Regions from separate parts of the Homo sapiens genome. Here region 2 is linked to region 1. A link is a contact called in ENCODE Hi-C or POLR2A ChIA-PET data. All regions are on one chromosome and are shown on one strand. Each heading gives the region's core, a stretch centred on a gene start or an enhancer-like site at or near the end of the contact. The rest is flanking DNA. Distances are from core to core; before and after follow the strand shown.

What was found. A loop is a pair of places that touch in the nucleus more often than their neighbours do. ChIA-PET counts read pairs that join two places held with the same protein, here RNA polymerase II (POLR2A). Pooled maps may share reads with other maps.
Region 2: a map of PC-3 shows a loop between it and region 1 (10-fold over the local background). The contact joins two enhancer-like sites. A Hi-C loop is called at or near these places in 16 of 168 maps with a recorded cell type or tissue (MCF 10A, PC-3, PC-9 and 10 more), 2 of 37 single-sample maps with no recorded cell type and 18 of 50 pooled maps. POLR2A ChIA-PET finds 5 or more read pairs at or near these places in 3 of 52 experiments (AG04450, WTC11 and activated T-cell).

Annotation. Positions count from the first base shown.
Region 1 is chr6:4,354,676-4,361,363 of GRCh38, forward strand. No RefSeq gene overlaps it. Among named protein-coding and RNA genes, the nearest start is that of LINC02533, 130 kb to the right of the region's middle. RefSeq lists enhancers at 3,624-4,375, 3,653-4,852, 3,673-5,021. Within about 2 kb of position 4,061, at least 18 of the 41 ENCODE cell types and tissues checked have a DNase peak (open chromatin) inside an H3K27ac peak, as active enhancers do; they include PC-3, ascending aorta, gastrocnemius medialis and 3 more, where a contact is called at or near this core.
Region 2 is chr6:4,399,696-4,406,383 of GRCh38, forward strand. No RefSeq gene overlaps it. Among named protein-coding and RNA genes, the nearest start is that of LINC02533, 86 kb to the right of the region's middle. RefSeq lists an enhancer at 2,926-3,799. Within about 2 kb of position 3,161, at least 12 of the 41 ENCODE cell types and tissues checked have a DNase peak (open chromatin) inside an H3K27ac peak, as active enhancers do; they include PC-3, ascending aorta, gastrocnemius medialis and 3 more, where a contact is called at or near this core.

The DNA of each region.
Region 1 (6,688 bases), core at 2,811-5,310:
ATTTTCTGTGTTTTCATCCATTTCTAGGGACATCATAGAAATCCAGGATATACTGGTTGGCCATTGGTAGTTACATAATTGTCCAAATTTTATTTTTTATTTTTATTTATTTTTTTGAGATGGAGTCTCACTCTGTCACCCAGGCTAGAGTGCAGTGGCATGATCTTGCTCATTGCAACCTCCACTGAGTTCAAGCGATTCTCCTGCCTCAGCCTCCCAAGTAGCTGGGTGAACGTCACCACATCCCACTCATTTTTGTATTTTTAGTAGAGACGGTGTTTCACCATGTTGGTCAGGCTGGTCTTGAGCTCCTGACCTTAAGTGATTTGCCCACCTCAGCCTCACAGAGTGCTGGGATTACAGGTATGAGTCACTGTGCCCAGCCTCAAAATTTATTTTAGACCTTCAACTCTTTGTATAGTTTCATGTGCAAGGGCACTATATCAATACTGTTTGAGGATGGTTATTTTCCAATTGCTATTCCTCTTGATATGAAAGCTATGATGAGCAAGAAATTCAGAGATATAAAAAGAAATTGTTTTTTCAAAAGATGAATTTATCAACTCACGATAACATACCAGGCATAGTGATGGGCTTTGCAGGGGGAATGATGACACAAAGATGAGCAGGACACAACCCCTGTCGTGCACTCATGTGGCCTGATGGGAGGGACAGGCATGAATCAATAGGTCTTATACAATAGGATAAGAGCTACAGAGTCTGGGGACCCGGGGGTTCTGACGGCACAGGAAAGAGGGTGACTAACTTTATCTTGAAATCCTCAGGAACGCTCTGGAGAGGATTAGTAATTGAACTGGCTCTTGCAGGCTGAGTAGGTGTTTGCCAGTTGACAACAGAATGTAGGGGGAGGATGTCCAAGAAGAGGAGAGGAGGGCTTTACAAGTGCAGAAAGGCCAGGAAATCACAGTCTTCCCAGAATGTGTGGAAAGTGAGAGGCTTAGGGGCATGGCCAGCCATGGGCAGTGAAGCAGCTTAGCCCTAGGTTTTCAAGGCCTTTAAACACCACCCTTGGGAACCCAAACTTTGCCCTTGAGTTTGTTACTGTGGAGCCGTGTAACGTTCTGGAGGGTAGTCATATTTTATATTTCAGTTATGGAAACTTTACTGCTTTATTAAATAGAAAAACATCAATTGTTGGTTTTTTGCATACCTTACCAGTGTTCACTCAAAGACATGTTTCCTTATTTATTTATTGCTGTTGCATTTTTTTAAACTTTTATTTTAGATTCAAAGGTACATGTGCAGTTTTATTATATAGGTAAACTGTGTGTCAAAGGGGCTTGGTGTACACGTTATTTTGTCACCCAGGTAATAAGCATAGTACCTGATAGGTAGTTTTTCAATCCTCTCCCTCCTCCAACAACAGATATGGCCCCCTGTCTGTTGTTTCCTACTTTGTGTCCACTTGTACTCAACATTTAGCTTCCATTTTTAAGTGAGAACATGTGGTATTTGGCTTTCTGCTCTTGTGTTAGTTTGCTTAGGATAATGGCCTCCAGCTCCATCCATGTTGCTGCAAAGGACATGATGTCATTCTTTTTTATGGCTGCATAGTATTCCATTGTGTGTGTGTGTGTGTGTGTGTGTGTGTGTGTGTGTGTGTGTATCACATTTTTTAAATCCAGTCTACCATTGATGGGCATTTATGTTCATTCCATGTCTTTGCTTTTGTGAATAGTGCTTCGATGAACATACTTGTGCATGTGTCTTTATGGTAGAAAGATTTATATTCCTTTGGGTATATATCCAGTAATGGGATGACTGGGTTGAATGGTAATTCTATTTTAAGTTATTTGAGGAATCGCCACACTGCTTTTCACAATGGTTGAATTAATTTACACTCCCACCAGCAGTGTATAAGCATCCCCTTTTCTCCACAACCTCGCTAGCATCTATTATTTTTTTACTTTTTAATAATACAATTTCTGACTGGTGTGAGATGGTATCTCATTGTGGTTGCAGTTTGCATTTCTCTAATGCTTAGTGATGTTGAGCATTTTTCATGTTTGTTGGCTGCAAATATGTCTTCTTTTGAAAAGTGTCTGTTCATATGCTTTGCCCACTTTTTAATGGGGTGTGTTTTCTGCTTATAAATTTGTTTAAATTCCTGATAGATTCTGGATATTAGACCTTTGTCAGATGCAAGTTTGCAAATATTTTCCCTCCATTAAAGACGTTAAGTTTATAGAGATGGCCAATCACCCTCTGACTTTCAACTTAGAGATGAGATCATTAGTTTGTTCCTCTTAAAAACATGTTAAATGGAAAAAGGGATATTTTTTTTTCCCAGAAAGAAAGAGGTCATTTTTCTTTTTTCAAGTTTATGGAGAGCACTGTATTTAAACTGTCTTCTGAGTTTCCTGGCCGCATATCTAGGGAATAAGAGCAGTTTCCCAAGGATAGAAACGAAACAGTACTTCCTTTGTTCTACTTCTACTTGATGGGGGACACCCAGGAACTTCAGATGCTTTCAGTGGAGCTGGCAAGTCCCCATGGGGAGCCTGTTACGTGCCCGGCAGCCCTGTCTTCATCCACTGTTGTGCTCAGTTCCTGTTGGGAATCACTCTGTGGTGTGTCAGGTACTGCCAACACCAAAGTGCTGGGCTCAGCTATGGAGGCACCTGTAAACATCAGCATGCTGGCCACCACCCCCACCTCAGGATGCCCCCAACTCTGGGAGCATTACAGGTCTGTAATCAGCACCATAGAGTGTTAGAAACGGGTCTGGCTAGGGACATAAAAGAGGATTGCCAGACTAGGGACAGTTGTGACCAGAAGCAATAAACCTCCAGTGCCAGCAATTAGTTCATGGTTTTCTTCCACCCCACTTGCTGCATGGGAGCAAATGTGAGAAAGGCAGATGGCAGGGTTGGAGGTCAACTGGGCGAGCACAGCTGGACCAGGGAGGGAGGGAAGTTGCAGTGTTGTGTTGAAAGGGCCAAAGAACCCAGATGCGGAAGGAAGGAAGGAAGGAATGATGGAAGGAAGGAAGAAAGGAAGGGAGGGAGGGAGGAAGGAAAGCCAGGAGTGTTGTGTCAGAATGAAAGCATCTGTGAGGAGTGAGCCTGGAGTTGAAGAACTGGTTTAGTGAGAAGGAGGGCGTGGGAGAGGTGGAGAGGCCCTTGGGGTGAGAGATTTTATTTGTCATGGTTTAGATGCCCCAGATCAGAGAGGTGAATTTCACATATGAAGTATTGAGGTTTTAAGATGAAAAGTCAGCACATCAATACATACTTTGTATCTCCTTAGAATGTAATGTGGCACATATACACCATGGAATACTATGCAGCCATAAAAAATGATGAGTTCATATCCTTTGTAGGGACATGGATGAAATTGGAAATCATCATTCTCAGTAAACTATCGCAAGGACAAAAAACCAAACACCGCATGTTCTCACTCATGGGTGGGAATTGAACCATGAGAACACATGGACACAGGAAGGGGAACATCACACTCTGGGGCCTGTTGTGGGGTGGGGGGAGGGGGGAGGGATAGCATTAGGAGATATACCTAATGCTAAATGACGAGTTAATGGGTGCAGCACACCAACATGGCACATGTATACATAGGTAACTAACCTGCACATTGTGCACATGTACCCTAAAACTTAAAGTATAATAATAATAAAAAAGAATATTTACTTTTTTGAGGTGTGCTCCAAAAACCACCCCCAGCATCTTAGGCTCTGGCTGACTGCTGCTCACCTGTGACCATCTCTAAGTCTGAATCCACATGGCTACACCGTCATGTTATCTGCAGTGCTGTTACTAAAAATGAGATCCTTTTCCTCATGTCCAAATCAGGGCTTCATCTGGATGGGGTCCCAGCTCTGGCACAGGCCAATGGCAGGAGAGTTCAGGGATGGGCACACCTGGCCGGCTGAGGGGAGCCTACAGCCAGGCTGGCCTCCCCAGCCTCTTCAAGTGCAGGGCCTGGCGAAGGCCTGCCCTCTTGGCACCTGTCCTGTTGGTCCTGGGACAGAGCCCACAGCTTGGGATAGTCCTGTGGGAGGGGGAGGTTGAGTCACTTTGCATCACATTCATGTCTCTGCAAATGCTGAGTCACCCTGGATGCAGAGCGAGAGGATGCTGTGGCTGCCTGCCGGGAACGTCTGAACTGGGCAGCCCTTTGCCATTGGCAGGAATGAGTGGGCGTGACGCATTCTCTCCAGTTCTGTGCCTTAGTCACCAAGGTCACTAGATTATGTGTGTCATGCGAGGGAGGCGCATAAAGGGCTGGGAAAGGTGGCAGGCTGCGGTGGGGGAGAGAGAAGGGCAGGAGCAGGCTTGTGTTTCAGATCTCAGCTTTCCTTAGCAAAGGGAGCTTCAGCTTTTCCACGCCCTCTCTGTGTATTCTTTAATTTTCCGGTCTCCCCTTAAGATGACTTTGCAGTTAATCAGGCTTGAATCTTCACGGTCTCTTGTTGCTACAGGATGAAGTTTCAGTTCTTAGCCTGGCATTTAAGGGTCTACAATTTGGTGGCCCAGCCATCATGTCCTGGGAACAGCTCTGGCCCTGGAGAGGAAGCCTCTCGAGGCTGTCACAGTTTGGTTCTTCTTTCCCAGGACAATCCTCCACTGCTCTCCTGGCCAGCTGCCTCCTCCAGCCAGCCGGCCCTCTCCCTCCCTGCTCTTCCCAAGTCCCAGGCTCAAAGTGCGGCTCACATCCCTCCTTTCCCTGAGCCTTCCCAGACAGCCAGCCCCACAGTGGCCTCCTTCCATTCTCAAAGCCTTTGGTGGCACTTCATGGCAGAGCCAGGGTAGAAAACAGGGACGATGAGACTTACAAATCTGAGCTCAAATTCCAGATCCTTCTCTGACTTGCAGTGTGATCTTGTGCAAGACACAAAACCTCCTGGCCCTTAGATTTCTTCTTCTGCTACAAATGATCAGAGGTTCATGAGGGAAATGGAACTTAGTGTCTGAGTGCTGGGCACAAGGTAAGGACTCAATCAGTGCTGGCCCCGCCTCTTTTGCTCTCACCGCCTCTTACTTTTTTATGACTTCTTTAGCATCCATTATATCCATGTATGTTTATATTTAAAGTTATTTTATTATGTGTGTGTATACTGATTCCCTAATTGAATTGATTGTGTGTTTTCATTCATTTTTTGAAAGAATTTTTGTGGAGAGTCTATTATGTTCCACAGCTTGTGCCAGACACTAGGGAGTCAAAGGGGGAAAGATGCTGTTCCCAACAGAAAGTCTGGTCTTATACTTCTTTGTAAAGTCACCATAAATATTCTTTAGTGACAGGTAGAGTGAAAATAAACAAAATATTTTCCACATAGTGATAAGTATAATAGATGCCAAATAAATATTTGTTGAGTTTTAGCTTTGGAGTTTTAGATGAAAAGTGTGAAATGCCTTCATGATATTTTATTTCAGAGCTTAACATATTTCAGTTGTGACCAAATTGAAAAGTCCGAACCTTCAAAACTGAAATGCTAGGAAATGATTGCTCATGATCTAGAAGGATTTGTCAAGGGCTTTCTTTAAAAGCCTTCAGCCTCGCGGGGCTCCGTGTGTGTACACACGCATGTGCGTGTGTTCTGAGGGCTACCAAGAGAAGCAAGGGTTGCAGGGAAGGCTCTAACAACGCCCTTGAAGGGAAAAGTCAATCAGAAACAAATTGACTACAGCTGTGAGATTCTAATGTATGTCAATGAAGAGATAAGATTCAATCTACAAATATTTGAATTACATGCAAAATGTAAGTCACAAATCTCGCACCTAAAGTCAGGGTTACCTTCCAATACTCCAGCCTTGTTGTACAAGTCGGGGCTTACACCATCGCAGGGCAGAACTGCTCCCATAATGAGTATAGGAAATATTCAGCCCACCATTTCTGAATAAATATCAGTGCATAGCACATTTCTAGTCTTTAAAATGTCTAACTGCTTTCTGCATGAGTTCCCATAGTCAAAACAACACCCTTCTTCCCTCCTTCCTCCTCAGGTCTCACATTTGTGACTGCTCCCTCAACAGAGTCCCAGGCTTTCTTTTCTGTGTAGATTCTTGCAGAGCTTTCTTGAAATGGAGCCGCCTCATCAATAGGCCACCCTGCACTGCCAGCTCTGTTAAGTAACCAAGTCTCTGTTGGGCGGAATTTGTGGGTCTGGATTTGTGACTATATTCCAGGTGTCTCCTAGTGGCTCTCAACAATCTTTGGTCCATATTTATGGCCCCTTGTTTCTTACCTGCATCTGCAGGACAGGCCGTCTTCTGAGGAGCTGTCCAAGCTTCCTGAACTTGCCTTGAGGGGCCCTGCAGTCAAGATAATACTCCCTGCAACCCTAGGTTCCATTGTTCCACCAGATGCTCTATGCCACTTGCAGCCATCATCACTAGCAATAACCACGGTGATGGAACTTTACATTTCTGCAGGAGTTTACAGCCTGCAAAGGGCTTTCACATACATCGCCTCAGTGTAGGTGACTGACCATGGTGCTGCCCTGCCCAACAGCCTTCAGTGGTGGCTGGAATTCCAGTCTCCTTCCCGGGGTGTTCATGGCCCCCATCTCCTCGCTGTGCAGGCCAGCTCTCACCTCTTTGCCGCCTCCCCATCCCACCTCCCACTGCAAGCTCCCGGAACTTCAAACTGCCTGTGGCTCTCAACACACACATCTCCCTCCTCTCACCCTCCGTATCTCGGCTTTGCCTGT
Region 2 (6,688 bases), core at 1,911-4,410, 44 kb after region 1:
TTCCCCCTTCATAGGAAAGAAGAAGGAAAGGAAGGGAATTGGCAAAAATCAACCTCCAGCTGACTCCCAGGCAATCCATTTATCCAACACTTATGCACCAGACACTGGCAAGCACTGAGTTTGTCCCCGGCCCATGTCACCTTCACCATCCTTTATCTTGTAGGAACACATTGAGAGCCAGAGTCTGCAAGAGAATGAGGCAACAGTTGACTTTTCTTCAACCTGAATTTCACCTTCTCCTCCCTTCCTGTGATCCCTCTCTTCTGCAGATTCCAGGCACCAGGTGAGTGCCCTGGTGCTGTCTCTGGTTGCACAGAGGCCAGTTTGGGACTTCACCCTGTCTTGCCCTTCCTCGAGGGACCTGTGCCATGGGGGCACACTCAGAGTTAGGGATAGCCACCCAGTCTTCCCAGCCCCAGCACCCTGTGCTTTGCAATCTGTGGTGAGATCCACCAAGGAATGTGCTGCTCAAAGAGCTGAAGACAGAACTCATTTGAAGCTTGCAAATGCCTTAGTCTTTAAAGAATTCACTAGAGCCAATGCAAGGCTGTCCCTATCCAGCCTGTGTGCTCCATCCTGGTCTCATGAGTAGACTTGGGGACAGTATCATGGGTTTGCACAAACCTTCTTCTCCTCATCTCATCTGTCATGATGCTCAAGGCAGATGGGGGAAAGAAGAGACCCCTGTGTGTGGCCCCAGTTGATGCTGCTTGGCCTGCATTTCTCTCTAGTCTCCAAGACAGGGAGGAAAATAATTTTTGTCCTAGTGAAAATTCTCTATGTAGAGAGAATCCCGACATTGCTCCTAGCCTCCTCCTCCCCAGGCAACCTATGTTCTCAGCCTGTCTGGGACAGCATGATCCCCTATCCCTGTGATCTCCCTTGTGCCCTTCCTGTTCCTCTTTGATATCTTCAGGTTTTGGTCATGTTCAAAACTGGACACTGTGGATAAATAGGGTCTAATTAATGCCCAAAGGAACAGGATGACTTCCAACCAATGGCTTGGCACAATACGATTCTTCTAATATGTCTTGGGATTCAGCTGATCTATGAACACAGAGCCCAATTAAAACCCTCTGTAGCTGCAGCAAACATGCCAGGAAAGGAGCTAGTCACAGATCCTGGAGCTCTGGGGAATTTCTTCTAGATACAGAGCTTTGGGGAGCAGGCTAGAGGAAGCCACTGAGGCCCACACGCAGCCTCTGCTCCTGGGAGAGCCCTGAAGGGCCATGAGATGCACTCAAGGAGATGATACTGTGGTCACCCAAGGCTCCAGCCCAGGCTGACCCCCATGGCCTCCTTGGCACACTCCATTCCCAGCCACATCAGGGCAGTCCCCATCCTCAGAGAAGGCTACACAACTTGACAGTTTCTGTGCCTGGGTCTGTGCTAGCCCTTTAGCCTGGGGTGCCACCCACTCCACCTTCCAATGATTAAACCCCTCTTTCCCTTCAAGGTACTGTAAATGCTCCTTTTGTGATGCCCCTGGAGCTTCTCCCATTGCAGTCCTATACCATGTTACTTGCATGTTGCTGAGTAAATCCCGATCCTGGTTTGGGATTCAGTAGTAGTTTCCACGACCCTCTCTCCCACTGAACAACTTTGCCACTCTCCTCAAGGGGAGGGAATCTTCATTTACGAATTGCCTGGAGCACAGAAGTCACGGTACCAGTTGTTTTGCATAAGAATTCCATTTAATCCTCATTGCTCGCTTCATTAGGCAGGTATTGATATACCCATTTTACAGAAGAGCTTCACCAAGTAAAGGCAGAGGGCTAGAATTAAGATTTAAACTTGAGTCTGACTCCAAAGCCCATGCTCTTGCAATGACCATGTTATGAATCTTATATTAATCTTTGTTTGGTCTTATGATCTGGCACGGTGCCTTGTACGTAAGCAATTCTCAATAAATGTTTGCAGAGTGCAATGTGTCATCTCAGAGTGTTGAAGGAAAGCAAACCAGCGTCTCAAGTAATTTAGACTTTGGCATAACTTTCTGAAAGGGACACTTACCCCTTAAAAGATGAATATTAAAAGAAATAATAAATGAATCTGGAATTAGTAGAAGGCAAAGATGTTTCCTGGCACCCCTCTCTGTCTTTTTCCTGCCACCTTTAATCTACATCAGAAAAACTGGGTCCAGCTGGTCAGAAAGGAATAGTCTTCATGGCCGTCGCAGGTGACAGTGTCCCGCCCTACCTTTGCGGGAGCCCCGCCTGGGGTTATGTCTGACATGTCCTTCTTCAGGATTCTCCACTGAGTGTGTTTCAGGCTCTCATTCTGGCAGAATGTAAGACCAGGATCTCCACCCCAGATGGAGACAGGTGTCCCCCTTCCCTCTGCTACCCAAAGGAGCTGAGCTCCTTGCAATGGGAAGACTGAGTTCCTTCCCCCTGGCCTCAGCACTGGCACACACCCAGCAGCCTCTTCCCAGAGCGCATCTCCTTCTGTGGGAGCAGGATGGCTACAGAAGGTCACCGCCTATTTGTAGCTGCTCCGTTTCCAACCAGAGACGCCTGCCAGCTGCCGCCGACCACCCCGCCGACCCTGTTTCTGTATGTCATATGGTGGCTGGGAGCCACGGGCCCTCTCCAAGTCCATCCACTTAGGATTTCCTCCTCCGTCAAACTCAGAGGCTTTGCCCAACTGCATGGGTGTCACGTGGAGGGAGCAAGTGTCACCTCCAGGCTCCCCCAAGGACTCCACACGTCCTGTAAGCATCCTCCAACTAACCCATTGCAGAGAGTCCTTAACTCCAGTTACTTTCCCCAGAGCCGCTCTGCAGATGCAAAGGGCTCGTGCTTTCATTTGTTCATTCATTCATTCAGCCATTCCTGATGTTTACTCATTCACTGCCAATCCCACACGCCTCTATGCTGCTCTCTTCCACAAGCATTTGGCTCTTCATTTCAGAATTTCCGCTGAGTCATAGCTGGAGCAGGCAGTGAGGGTGTCCCTTCAGCTCTCTAAATTTACCTCCCTGAGCTTGATTTCCCATAGTGGCCAGTTGACCTTGACCAGATTGACTTCAGAGAAGCCAGCTGTAATTAAGCAGAGGCAGAAATCTCCAAGGAGGAAGGTGCCTCAGGTCGGATGCGTCCCTCCGGTCCTGTGGCCAGAGCAGTTGCCCTCAGTGTGTGTCTCCTCCCGTCCTGGCACTGCCCATGGCAGGGCTCTTAGTACATGCCTGGCCCTGCAGCCGCATGGAGGCGTGACATGTGACCATGACTTTCGGCTGGAGGTGGGGGTCATGTGCACGTGGCCTGGGGCTTAGCTCTCACCCTGCTACTCACTCAGAATTCTCCTCTGGGTTTGGAGGTCTGTGAGCAAGATGAAAAAACACAGAATTCTGTTATTCTGTTCCTCGTAGTGTAAGCATTCTTTTTCTTGGGTTCTTTTTTAGGAACAGAACAAAATTAAAAGTAAAGGGAGCCAAAAGCAGCAACACCCAGGGCTGAAGCGTAGGACTGAAGGAACACATTTAGAAACACGTGTGACCATCGCTGCCATGGCTGTGTGACTATAGGCCAGTTGTTTAACTTCTCTGGGCTTTGTGCTGCTCATGAGACCCAAGGTCGCTGTTGTAAGACATCTGTGTGCATGTGTGTGTGCGTGTGCATATCCCTTGATCGTTCTATTTTTCTATGTCTGCTTACTCTAGCAATAGAGAGAGCACCCAAAATGCTAAATAACACCAAAGGCCACAAAATGGATGGCACGGTGGCATTGCACTCGAGGAGCCCGGGTTGCTATTATTTTCTGTTTTTCCAGAATGTTAACAGGAAACACAGAGTTCTATTGTGAGGCAAACCTTCTCCTTTTCCAATGGGGCAAATGTTCCAGGCACACACCCAGCTGAACAACATCGACATTCTTGCCTTTGGTCATTGAGATGCTGGCACCTTTTGGAAAACTTGCCAGAAGTTTTTCTCTTGCTGCTCCACAGCGTAGGGGAAGAAGAGGTGGCTGGGTTTTGTTACTCAGCCATCAACAAAAATGAAGAAAATGGGGGAGTCTTCCCAAATAAATGACTCCTGCTTTCCAGGGAGACACATTATTGGAGATAAATACACTAAATTTTGCTGTTTGACTGTCTCCATCTGAATCCATGTACCAGGAATATGACAAAGTCAAGGCAGGTGTATGTAGAATAAAAAACATAAACGGGGGAAGCTGAAACGTTAGAATATGCATAGTGGATATCCTGTGTTAAGTCAAGTTTGCTTCTGAATGCCAACAAGCAGGACAACAGTATGGTAAATACAGAACTTGCCAAGAAGCACAATGTGTCCCACAGATACTATTTCATTCTTCACAGACCAGTGAGTCCTCAGCTGAGGGTGGGGACAAGGAGGGCAGCACGTGACAGTCCCTTGGAAGTTTTTCAAATCCCATACACACACTCATGCTTCTCCTTCCCACCCTTCTGTAGAGATTTCAGCATGCCGCCCCCTTTGAGAAGTGCTGTGCTTTTTAGGGACATTCTCCCAAAGATAGCCTGTGGTGCTTTCATGCTATTAATGGACCAGAGCATTAAAAATGAAATTCTGCTACTTCCTGCCAATCAAATTCTTCCCCGAGCCAAAACCCCAGCCCAGGTGATGGAGTCTTAGCATAACTCTCAAGGCTCACCAGTCTTTATGAACTTGATCCTTTTCATTTAGTTAAAAGAAATCATTTAAGCTTACATCCAACTTTAAGTCATTGATAGTCATGGGAGACCAGAAGGTTATGGATAATTGATATCCACTGATAATCCCCAAGCCTCATTTGGATCAGTAGTTTCAACTCTCCCTCCCTGAAAGCTCTTATTGGAGCTGCTTATAATGCAGCTACCCTCACTGGTTTGTGTTATCTCCTATCCTTGTATCATTCCATCTCCCAGCAGAAGCGGAAAGTATTGAAAAGGCCCATGGGCAGCCAGCCAGCAAAAAGAAGAAGCTGAAACATCCCACAGCAGGGAATTGCTATGTATGTAAGCCCCATTTCAAGAACAACTAATACAGAAAAATCCAAATCTTAAAACCTACAAATTAGTGCACGAGTACTACAACTGATGTGCCTTACAAACAGATTTTTACTTAATAAACAGACTCTGTGAGATCTTTGGCCAATGGTTATTCCTTTGTATGGCTTCTTGAAATTCCCTGAGAAATTAAAGAAAGTGATGGACCCCTTTTCCAGAAAATTGTATTCACACATACAGACATAAAATTTTGCTTATAATTTCAAGGGTTTCACAGAACTACCAAGCAGCTTATAGATATAATGCAATATATTGAACCTAATGCAAACAATAAATAGATGTAGCCAGGCATGGTGTTTCATACCTGTAGACCCAGCTAATTGGGAGGCCGAGGCAGGAGAATCACTTGAGCCCAGGAGTTCAAGACCAGCCTGGGCAAGATAGTGAGACCCCATCTCAAAAAATCAATTATTTATTAATTAAGAAAAGAAATGTAATTCCTTTCTTCTATTAGATTACGACCTATAAGAAAGAATAGTAAACACTACAAATCTGACTGTATTATGGGTTATAATGAAAGACATACAATGCACCAATATGATGTATACATAATTTAATTATATATATTTTATCAGGCAGAGTGGACAAGCCTTAACCAAACCTGTCTCAGTTACTCTAAAGACTACACTCTAGGTGGAGCCAAGATAGCCGACTAGAAACAGCGGCAATCAAAGGCTCCTATGAAAAAGAACCATAATTGGTGCGTAAATCCTTCATGGGCAACCAAGCTACCCAGGTTCTCTCATCAGGACTGACTTAGGCACCTGATGTGATCCATGATAAGGAAGGAAGAGCAGTGGAGTGTGGCAGCCACCTAAGAGCCACACGGGGCAGGGGAGTTCCACCCCCAGCAAAGGGAGGCGGTGAGTGAGCGTGCTACCCAGCCGGGGAAACCGTGCTTTTTACACAGAACTGTGCAACCTACGGATTGGAAGATCCCACTGGCAAACCCATGCCACCGGGGCCTAGGGTCCCAAACTTGGAGCCGCGCACATTCTCAACAGCCCCTCACTGGAATCTGCTTAAGCCTGCCAAGCTTCCGGGGGGAGGGGTGACCAACACCACAGCTGCAGCTGCCTGCTGCCTAAGCCATTTGAGCTCCTTGGGGTAGAGGCAGCAGCCAGCACTGGGACTCATAACTGCCTAACACACTAAGCTCCCTGAGCGGGGGAAGGGCAGAAGCCATTTCTATAGTCAGGCCGCACTTTTCTCCTGCTGGAGTCAGGGAGGCACCACGGCTTGGTCCCCAAGAGGTGTCCCCCACAGCCCAACATACCAGCTGTGGCAGACTGTGGCCAGAGCGCCTCTTCAGGCCTGACACTGACACATCCTTCCTCACTGGGCAGGGCTTCCCTGCAGGAACTCCAACAACTGCAGCCAGAGGCTCAGGGACAGAACCGAGATCTCCCTGGGCCTGAGCCCCTAATGGGAGGGGTGGCCGCACCTCCATTACCAGGAGGAAAGGAAGATTTAGCCTTTCCTCCTGGTAGTTCTGAGGAATCTGGACAGCCCAGATGAATGGGTTTCCCCAAAGCGAAGCACACTCCCTCCACCAAGGGACAGTCAAAATGCTTCATTAAACCAGTCCTGTTCCCTGTGCCACCCAACTGGGTGAGACCCTCCAACAGGGGTTGTCAGAGAGCCTATACAGGAGTGATACTA